Regions from separate parts of the Homo sapiens genome. Here region 2 is linked to region 1. A link is a loop called in an ENCODE intact Hi-C map of the cell type or tissue named here. Cell type or tissue: stomach. All regions are shown on one strand. Links, peaks and the distances in the headings refer to the core of each region. The heading gives the core; the rest is flanking DNA.

Region 1 (4,370 bases), core at 1-4,000:
CTCTCCTCAGAAGCCCTCCCTGGACTCAGAACCTGCACAAAACAAATGTTCAGTGGTTTGTGGCTAAGGTTTTTTTATGCTTTGGCTCCAAAACAGAGTTTCCTCTCTTCCTGGCACTTAGTGCTCACCACCTCCGGAGATGGCCCCTAAGAAGTGGACCACCCTAGCTACTATATATATGTCCTTTATCTCATGGCTTTGACATTCAGAAAGGGCTTCCCAGGTGAAGCCATCTGAATTACTAGACATAACCAGACATGTGGTCTCCAAGCCACATTTTCTGGGCTTCTTAATTGGTGAGTTGAGAGACACGGCATCTGTTTGCCCAAGAAATCTGAGCCAAGCAGTTCCACATCAACAGGCTGCTTTCCACCCTGGACGGCACAACAGCTGCCTAAAACTTAGCTGTTTACACACTAAAAAAAGAAATTCCATGGAGACCAGTTGACTCAAGCCAGCTCCCAGTGTGAGGCAGAGAAGGGTTTCAAAGCAATCCCCAATGACACCAAAAGCTCTCCACCCAGTTCTCGATAAAAATAAAAAAGAAAACAAGAGCGAAATTAGAGCCAAGAATGAAGACTGCCTGGAGGATGAGGTGTTGGAAGCTGGAGTTGGACTGGGAATCAGCCTGACAGTTCCCTCCAGGCAGGCTTGTCCGCTGCCACCCCTGTCCCCACCGCAGGGATGGGACACTCACCACTTCTTGAGAAAGCCCATTTCGCCATTGGGAAGGTTTATTAAACATGAAATGAGGGAAAAGCCTAGTAGCTCCATCGGATTGGGAAGAATGGCAAAGAGAGACAGGAGTCATTTTCTAGAAAGCAATCTTCACACCTGTTGGTCCTCACCCATTGAATGTCCTCACCCAATCTCCAACACAGAAATGAGTGACTGTGTGTGCACATGCGTGTGCATGTGTGAAGGTATGAGTGTGAATGTGTCTATATGGGAACATATATGTGATTGTATGTGTGTAACTATGTGTGACTGGCAGCGTGGGGAGTGCTGGTTGGGAAGGTCCTCTCTGGAAGGCTGGGAGTGCAGAGGACAAGAGACTGACCTTGCTGAGTGGAAGCCATGGGCCAGGCTCTCCCCAGTCCTCATTGCCTAGAATGTCTTCTCCACACCCACCAGACGAGTACCACTCACACCCTAGACCTTCTTCTAAGTGCATCACGTACATAGCTCTTTTCATCCTCACACACTGCCGGGAAGGTAAGCTTGGTTACTTCTGCCATTTTACAGGTGGGGAAACTGAGGCTAAGAGAGGTTAACTTCTGCCGGCAACACTTGGAAATGGTTGGTATGGTTGGAAGCCGGCACCGCTGGGCCCAGGGTCTGGGGCTAAGTGGAATTCAGTGTGGGTCTTTCCTTTCCCATTAGAACCCCTCAAGTGTCAGACCCTCTGCCCCTCCTCGCAGTACTTCCGCCTTGCCTCATGCCTCCCAGGCACTATCTCTGTGAACTTTGAGCTCTGCCCCTATTGCCCAAGAAAGGCTCGCTGATGAGGAGGAAATTGCCCAGGTTTATAGTTTCCTCCCAGCCTCTCTGGCGACACCTGAGCCTGCTGCTTCTCCCCTTCCGCCTCCCGCCACAGTCATACACACAGCCACTCATGCATACTCACATCACACCACACTCCAACCAGCACTCCCCACGCTGCCAGTCACACATAGTTACACACATACAATCACATATATGTTCCCATATAGACACATTCACACTCATACTTTCACACATGCACACGCATGTGCACACACAGTCACTCATTTCTGTGTTGGAGATTGGGTGAGGACATTCAATGGGTGAGGACCAACAGGTGTGAAGATTGCTTTCTAGAAAATGACGCCTGTCTCTCTTTGCCATTCTTCCCAATCCAATGGAGCTACTAGGCTTTTCCCTCATTTCATGTTTAATAAACAAGCCGCTCTTGCGGAACGATGGTTGGATCCCTCATCAACCACCACACACTCCCGACCCCACCCTCCTTCCTGCCCCTGCCAGCAAACCTGACAGGTCCAAGGCCTGGAATTGAGAACCTGTTTTCTTCCCCATCCTGCCCCCTTGTGACGGGAGCCTAGAACTGCTGGCTCTGCGCCCAGAGGTTAACCACATTTCTCAGGAAGGTTCCAGTAGCCAGGCGGGTTGTTAGGAGAGGTCTGTATCCAACTCCCCTCCTCCTGCAGAGGGGCAAACTAACTAAATGAAGATCCACTCTTCCTTCACCCCGATCCTCAGGGCCACCAGAAGAGCTGACTGCTGTTTCACAGGCACACTCCACTGGCACAGGAGATGGGTGGGTGTGCCAACTGGACCAGCATATGGCAGGACCCTTATGATGATCAAGCCTACAGTCATCATACAATCACAGGATTGTTGCCCTATATCCATATTTTCTTGACACCCTAATAGTGCATTTGGCTAAACCTTGGTGAAATAGGCATGACAGCATGTGACTGTGCCGCCTCTGACACTGACCACCCAGGCCTTTCTCTTCACTCCTTCCCTGAGGCCTTGGAGGGTCTGCCTGTGGCCTTTAGTCTGGTGTTTGAGCTCACAGAACTGGGTGTGGTTGACCCTCCCTTTGTCCTCACCCCCTCCACACACACACAGGGATGCTCTTGCAGGCTCCTGGTTTGATGAGGCAGCCCAGGATGTGTCCCCACCTTTCCTCTTTGAGCCCAGGGCCAGTGTATTTCAGGCCGAGTGATTTCACCCAGGGTCTTGTTTCCATTCCATTTTATTTTTAGTCCTCAGGTGCAGTGGGATGAGTCCCTCCTATTCCCCAGGTGATGGCTGGCTGTCATCATTGGTCCTGACTAGTCACCTCTTGCTTCATGTATTCCCCCCTCACTCCATTGTCATTTCCATGCCCCCACCCCACAGGCAGCCATTCTACTATATCCTTTATTTGTATGTGTTCTTGTGCAGTGCTTTGTAGGCATGGATTTTGGTACTGCAAAGTGCTGCATTGTACACATAGTATTGCATAGTGTTGCCTTATTACCATTTCTGTAACAAACTGAATGTGTTACTTTATGTTGGAGCGTGGTGGAGCCTTAAGAATTTATTGAGAATCTCTGCATTAATGATTATGAAAGTGACTGCAAGTTTTCGCTGAGTCTTATTTCCTGAACATAAACTCAGGATCCTGGACCATGGTCATGTGGGAATAGCAAGAGAACTGAAAGTGGAGCCTGTCACATCTCCAGACTCCAGTTTTAGTTCTCTTGCTATTTCCACCACATCTTTCATCACTTCCTCCACTAAAGTCTTGAACTCCTCAAAGCCATCCACGTGGGCTGGAATCAACTTCTTGATGATGGATGAAGCCACTTCCTTGTGGCTGGAACCAACTTCTGTGTTTCCTAAAATGGGGACAGCAATAGTACCTACTCTCTAAAATTTGTTGTGGGCTAGGTGCGGTGGCTCACGCCTGTAATCCCAGCACTTTGGGAGGCCGAGGCAGGCAGATCATGAAATCAGGAGATCGAGACCATCCTAGCTAACATGGTGAGACCCTGTCTCTACTAAAAATACAAAAAATTAGCCGGGTGTGGTGGCGGGCGCCTGTAATCCCAGCTACTCGGGAGGCGGAGGCAGGAGAATCACTTGAACCTGGGAGGTGGAGGCTGCAGTGAGCCAAAATCACGCCACTGCACTCCAGCCTGGGCGACAGAGGGAGACTCCGTCTCAAACAAAAAAGAAAATATTTTTTGTGAAGATCAAATGGGTTAATACAAGTGAAGAGTGCCTGGCACTACTAGTGCTCAGTAAACATTGTTTATGGATGCTTTCTTTTTTTTTTTTATTAGGCCTTATAATAGCCCTATGAGGTAATATAATTAGTTCCATTTCACTGATGAAGAGACCAAGGTCCAGGGAACAAAACAACTTGCCCAGGTTTGCATCATGATACTGCCAGAAGCTAAATCTAGATCTTCAGACCCCAAGACGGCCACAGGACCTCGATCCCCATGTGTTCCCTAGAGGTGTTGTGCAGAACCTTCCTGATGCTGATCTGGATGACGAGCGGTCACCCACAGGCTGCTGGAGATGATTCCTGGTCGGGTGGCCCTCAGTCCTCCTTGATCTTTCTCCCACACTGTGATCTTCACACCCACTGGCCATTCCTGAGAAAGAACCTGCCTTCTCCAGGGCTTTTGTGGGTGCCCATGTTCACCAAGCAGCCTCTAAAGTGATGTGAATCCTAGCGCCAGGCCTGGTAGTAGCACATATGCATGGTAGATGCGTGCTGGAAAAGCAGGAGCCCTAGGAGCCTGCCTTGGGTTCTAGTCCTAGCCATCCATTGCCTCACCCTAGGGTCTAACTTTCTATCTCTAACCTTCAGTTTCCACATCTGCACAATG
Region 2 (4,391 bases), core at 305-4,304, 64 kb before region 1:
TAGAGTCCTAGCCAAGCTCATCTCCCAGTGAGTCTGTGGACCTACTCTATGGTTATTTCCTAGCCCTTGAGTACAAATTGGGATGCATAGCTTCACAGATAGTAGAACTCTCACATTCTGCCACATTCTCACGTTCTCTGTCATCTGTAGAATAAGAGCCATTATAGAAAGAAAGACCAAGTAGAAGTCTCTAAAATTATCCCGCTGGTCAAGGTAGTAAATCAGAAGCAATAGCATATCCCAGGTGGGTAGAAATTAGTGATTCCCTCAGAGACTTAAAGGATACTGAGGTGGTCCCTATAGTATCTCCATAGGATCCACCACATACTGCCCCTGTAAAAACCCACTGAAGCATGGTGATTGATGATTATCCACGGGGCAGCCCTAATCACAGCCATGATCAGATACCGTATCCTTACTAGAATAGTCTACACAGCCTCTGATGGTAAGAAGCCAATACTATGACAAGTGTGTTCTTTTCAATCCGTATCAGGAAAGGGGATCAAAAGTGGTTCACATCCACTTTCCCTACAACAATTTAGAGATCTATCAAATCATTAAAGTTTTAAGTGGTCAAATAAACTGGGGCATGCTGGGTCATTCCCTCTGTGGTAAAGGACAACTTAGTATATCTTGCACCTCTTACCATTTTTTTTTCTTTTTTTTAAATTATACTTTAAGTTCTAGGGTACATGAGCACAATGTGCAGGTTTGATACATAGGTATACATGTGCCATGTTGGTTTGCTGCACCCATCAACTCATCATTTACATTAGGTATTTCTCCTAATGCTATCCCTCCCCCAGGCCCCCACCCCCCTCTTACCACTTTTTAATTTGGGTTTCAGAGGCAGTGTACTAAAGATCACTCCAGCCCATTTATTGGATGATTTAGTAAGCTGCCATGTTTAAGCAGCGGCCGGAGCAAGAGAGGGCTCTGAAACAGGTGCAGGCTATGGGACAAGCACTTGGGTCACACGCCCCAGTGTATTCCCTGGTCCTGGACTTTTATCTGTGGATAAGTAGACAGTTGTGAAGTCCCTGGAAGTCCCCTCTGGCGGGGAGAGTCTCGTTTCAGAACTCTATGATTCTAGTAGAAAGCTCTGCCCTGTGCAGTAGAGAATTATTCCACATTTGAAAAGTAGTTCTGGGCCAAATTGCAGTGTTGGGAGCAAATAAATGATTATTGTTTTAAGCCACTCAGTCTTGGGGTGGTTAATTATGAATAGACAACCAGAAGATGCATGCAACAGCACCTTGTTTTTTGTAATGTTGGATAACTTTCCACTATATAAATATACCACAATTTGCATATCTATTCTGTTATGGACATTTCAGTTATTTCTAGCTTGGGTCTGTTAATAATAATGCTGCTGGAAGCATTCTTTTGGTTTTTTTCTTTTTGAGGGAGACAGACAAGGTCTCACTCTGTTGCCCAGGCTGGAGTGCAGTGGTGCAGTCAGGGCTCACTGCAGCCTCGACTTCCCAAGCTCCTCAAGTGATCCTCCCACCTCAGCCTCCCAGGTAGCTGGGACTACAGGCACGCTCCACCACGCCTGGCTATTTTTTTTTTTTTTTTTTTTGTAGAGATAAGAGTCTCGCTATGTTGCCCAAACTGGTCTCACACTCTTGGGCTCAAGCCGTCCTCCTGCCTTAGCCTCCCAAAGTGCTGGGATTATAGGTGTGAGCCACTGTGTAGAACATTCTTATGCCTTTTTCAGTGGAAATATGAACTCATTTCTCTCGAGAACATGTCCAGGAATAGAATTACTGGGTCATGAGGTAGCCATGAAGGTAGGCATCTTTAGAAGATATTACCAAACAGTTTTTTATTTATGTATTTATTTGAGATGAATCTCACTGTCACCCTGGAAGAGGCTGGAGTACAGTGGTATGATCTCAGCTGACTGCAACCTCTGCCTCCTGGGTTCAAGTGATCCTCCCACCTCAGCCTTCCAAGTAGCTGGGATTACAAGCGTGCACCACCATGCCCAGCTAATTTTTGTATTTTTAGTAGAGATTTCACCATGTTGGCCAGGCTGGTCTTGAACCCTTGGCCTCAAGTGATCTCCTGCCTCAGCCTCCCGAAGCACTGGGATTCTAGGTGTGAGCCACTGCGCCCGGCCCAAACAGTTTTTTTAAATAAGAGATCCAGTTGCTCCATAACCTTGCCAATGCTTGGCACTGTCAGTCTTTTTTAATCATTCTGGTAAGTGTATGGTGGTATCTTATTGTGGTATCTTAATTTGCATTTATCTGATGAATAATGATGTTAAGCTATAATATATTCTTTACAAAAAGATTACACAACAAACCAAAATATTGACATTGGTGATCTTTGCAGAGGTGTGACAGTAGTTTTTGTTTTGCTGTTGTTTTTTGCAGCAGTCTTTCTGTTTGCTAAGTTTTCTGCATTCTCTAAATTTAAATGCTTAATTTTTAAAATTATTTAATTATGAAATCCTTCCCAAAAGCCCATTTATTTGTTCTTATAAGGTATAATAACCACAATAGTAATATTACAAGTAAAGTCACTAAGAATCATTTATTGAGCACCTGCTGTATATTCAGCATTGTGGGAGGAGCTGTGAAAGACACAGAACAGTACAGGGTGTGGTCCCTGCCCTCGAGAGGTTTACAGTCTAGGTGGAGAAACGGGAACCAGGACACATGGGGAGCCGAGAGAAAACAGTCCAGGCCAGTATGTTACAGGAGCTGGAAGGTGTTTGGGGTCAGACCCCAATACTCCAAGTACACTAAGCACTTCAGTGCCTCCAGGGGCTCAACGTTAGTGCCAGGAAAGACAACTACTCCCAGCCCCATATGAGCCCACGTGGCATGCCCTGTCCATAGCCTCTACTGCCACCATCTTAAAATGTCTGACTCCTTGTTCCGCTGCTAATCAAAGTGCAATGAACTGGGGAGGGATGGGGTGGATGAGGAAGGTCGCTGGACGATTTGAGGGGCCAGTGTCTCCCTCCTAGAAAGATCTACTCCCCCATCATATACCCCTAACACAGAGATAACCCCACTCAAGGGGGCCTGTGCCACCACATGGGACCCTCACCCCCACAGCTAGAGGAGGGGGCGGTCGCTGCTTGAGCTGCCTGAGGTAGAACTAGGGTGCCCTTCTTCTTGTGTGTCCCTTCCCCTTCCAGTCCATTGAGCTGGGGGTGGGGGTGGGACAGGCACCTCAGAGCCACCTGGAGCTGAGAGGGTACTGAAGGGAAAGGACAAGGGGGAGGGACAGCAGCAGAGGGGAATTGCAGAGCCCAGCTGGAGAAAAAGGGTAGCTGGGGCTCCTCAAAAGGTACAGGGGAGCCAAAGAGGGAAAAGGCTCAACACTGAGACGGGCTCCCCAGTGCAGGTCAGAGGGGCCATGAGGGCAGGCGGGGTGGTCTGCTCCAGGACCCCACCTTCCCCCTGCCTTCACAAGACAGAGGGGGGTATCAAGAGCCAGGAGGGTACCAGGTCCCCAGCTCAGCCCTAGGCTGTGCTCACTTCAGGGTCACCCTGCCCAACCTTAGAGGAGGTGAGGGGACTCCAAAGTTTTTGATGATGCCCCCACTCGGTGAGGCCCCTTCAAAGTGCCATCTGTTTACTTCTCAAATGAAAAAGAATTCAGGTCTGAGTGTCCAGGAAAGGGGGTGAATTTCATAACCGCCTGTGACAGCGATGGGAAGGAGCCACACCCCTCCAGAGGGTACCACCCAGCGGACAAGTGGGGAGGAGGAAGTAGCTGGCATGAAGCCGGCCCACCCAACCTCCGGGAGAGAGGAAAAGGAGAACACGGGATGAGGAGGCTTTAAATAGTATTTCATAAAATAAAAATGCCCAGCACTCTTAGGAACCTCTCATTCAACCGCCTAGTTTTTGTTTAAATAATTCTAATGCCAGAGGCTGGGGGGCAGGGGGCGGCCAGGGTATGTACATGAGGAGGTGTTTAAATTAAAACACAAATAATAATTAAGACACACAAACTGAGACTAAGGCAGAAGATGTAGAGCGGGCCTTTGAGGCCCTCGCGCTTCCAGGACTGCAGGCTTCCTGTGGGCGGATTAGGGCTTCCTCTTGGAGAAGATCAGCCGGCGTTTGGAGTGGTAGAAATCTGAGGAGAGACAGCAGAAGTCAGCCAGGCCAAGAAGAAGAGGACGCGGCGGAGCTGCCCAACTGAGGAAGACAGTGGGGGGCCAGGACACCCTTCCCTGGGGCCAATGGGGCCGACTGCTGAGAACAGGAAGAACTCGGGGAACGTCCACTCTGTCTCTTGAGGGGTATTATGGAGTGTCCCACCATGCTTCACAGATGTGATTTTATCCATCACCGCACCCGCACCCATGGGTCTGCTCTAAGTCAAGCTGCCCAGCAGAGGAACCACTACTAGCTCTGTGT

What was found. Hi-C counts contacts between places; a loop is a spot of excess contacts. Peaks named below come from ENCODE experiments on the same cell type or tissue, not always from the same donor. Only the 100,000 strongest peaks of a DNase experiment are listed, where the experiment ranks them.
Region 2: it touches region 1 in a loop (4-fold over the local background); 107 of 110 quality-filtered maps call a loop at or near these places.

Annotation. Positions count from the first base shown.
Region 1 is chr6:36,621,309-36,625,678 of GRCh38, reverse strand. It overlaps MIR3925 (microRNA 3925), which reads left to right and starts at 3,167; the gene lies at 3,167-3,243. In stomach, for the core only: CTCF peaks have their summits at 1,874 and 2,082 (motif pointing left); DNase peaks (open chromatin) are centred at 1,518 and 2,058; H3K27ac peaks cover 1,641 bases.
Region 2 is chr6:36,685,467-36,689,857 of GRCh38, reverse strand. CDKN1A (cyclin dependent kinase inhibitor 1A) reads right to left here. Exons shown (of 3, transcript NM_000389.5): 3 at 2,526-4,107. The coding sequence ends at 4,058. Among named protein-coding and RNA genes, the nearest start is that of CDKN1A, 8.9 kb to the right of the region's middle. RefSeq lists a silencer at 2,002-2,081. In stomach, for the core only: no CTCF peak of the experiment used is centred there; no DNase peak of the experiment used is centred there; H3K4me3 peaks cover 297 bases; H3K27ac peaks cover 518 bases.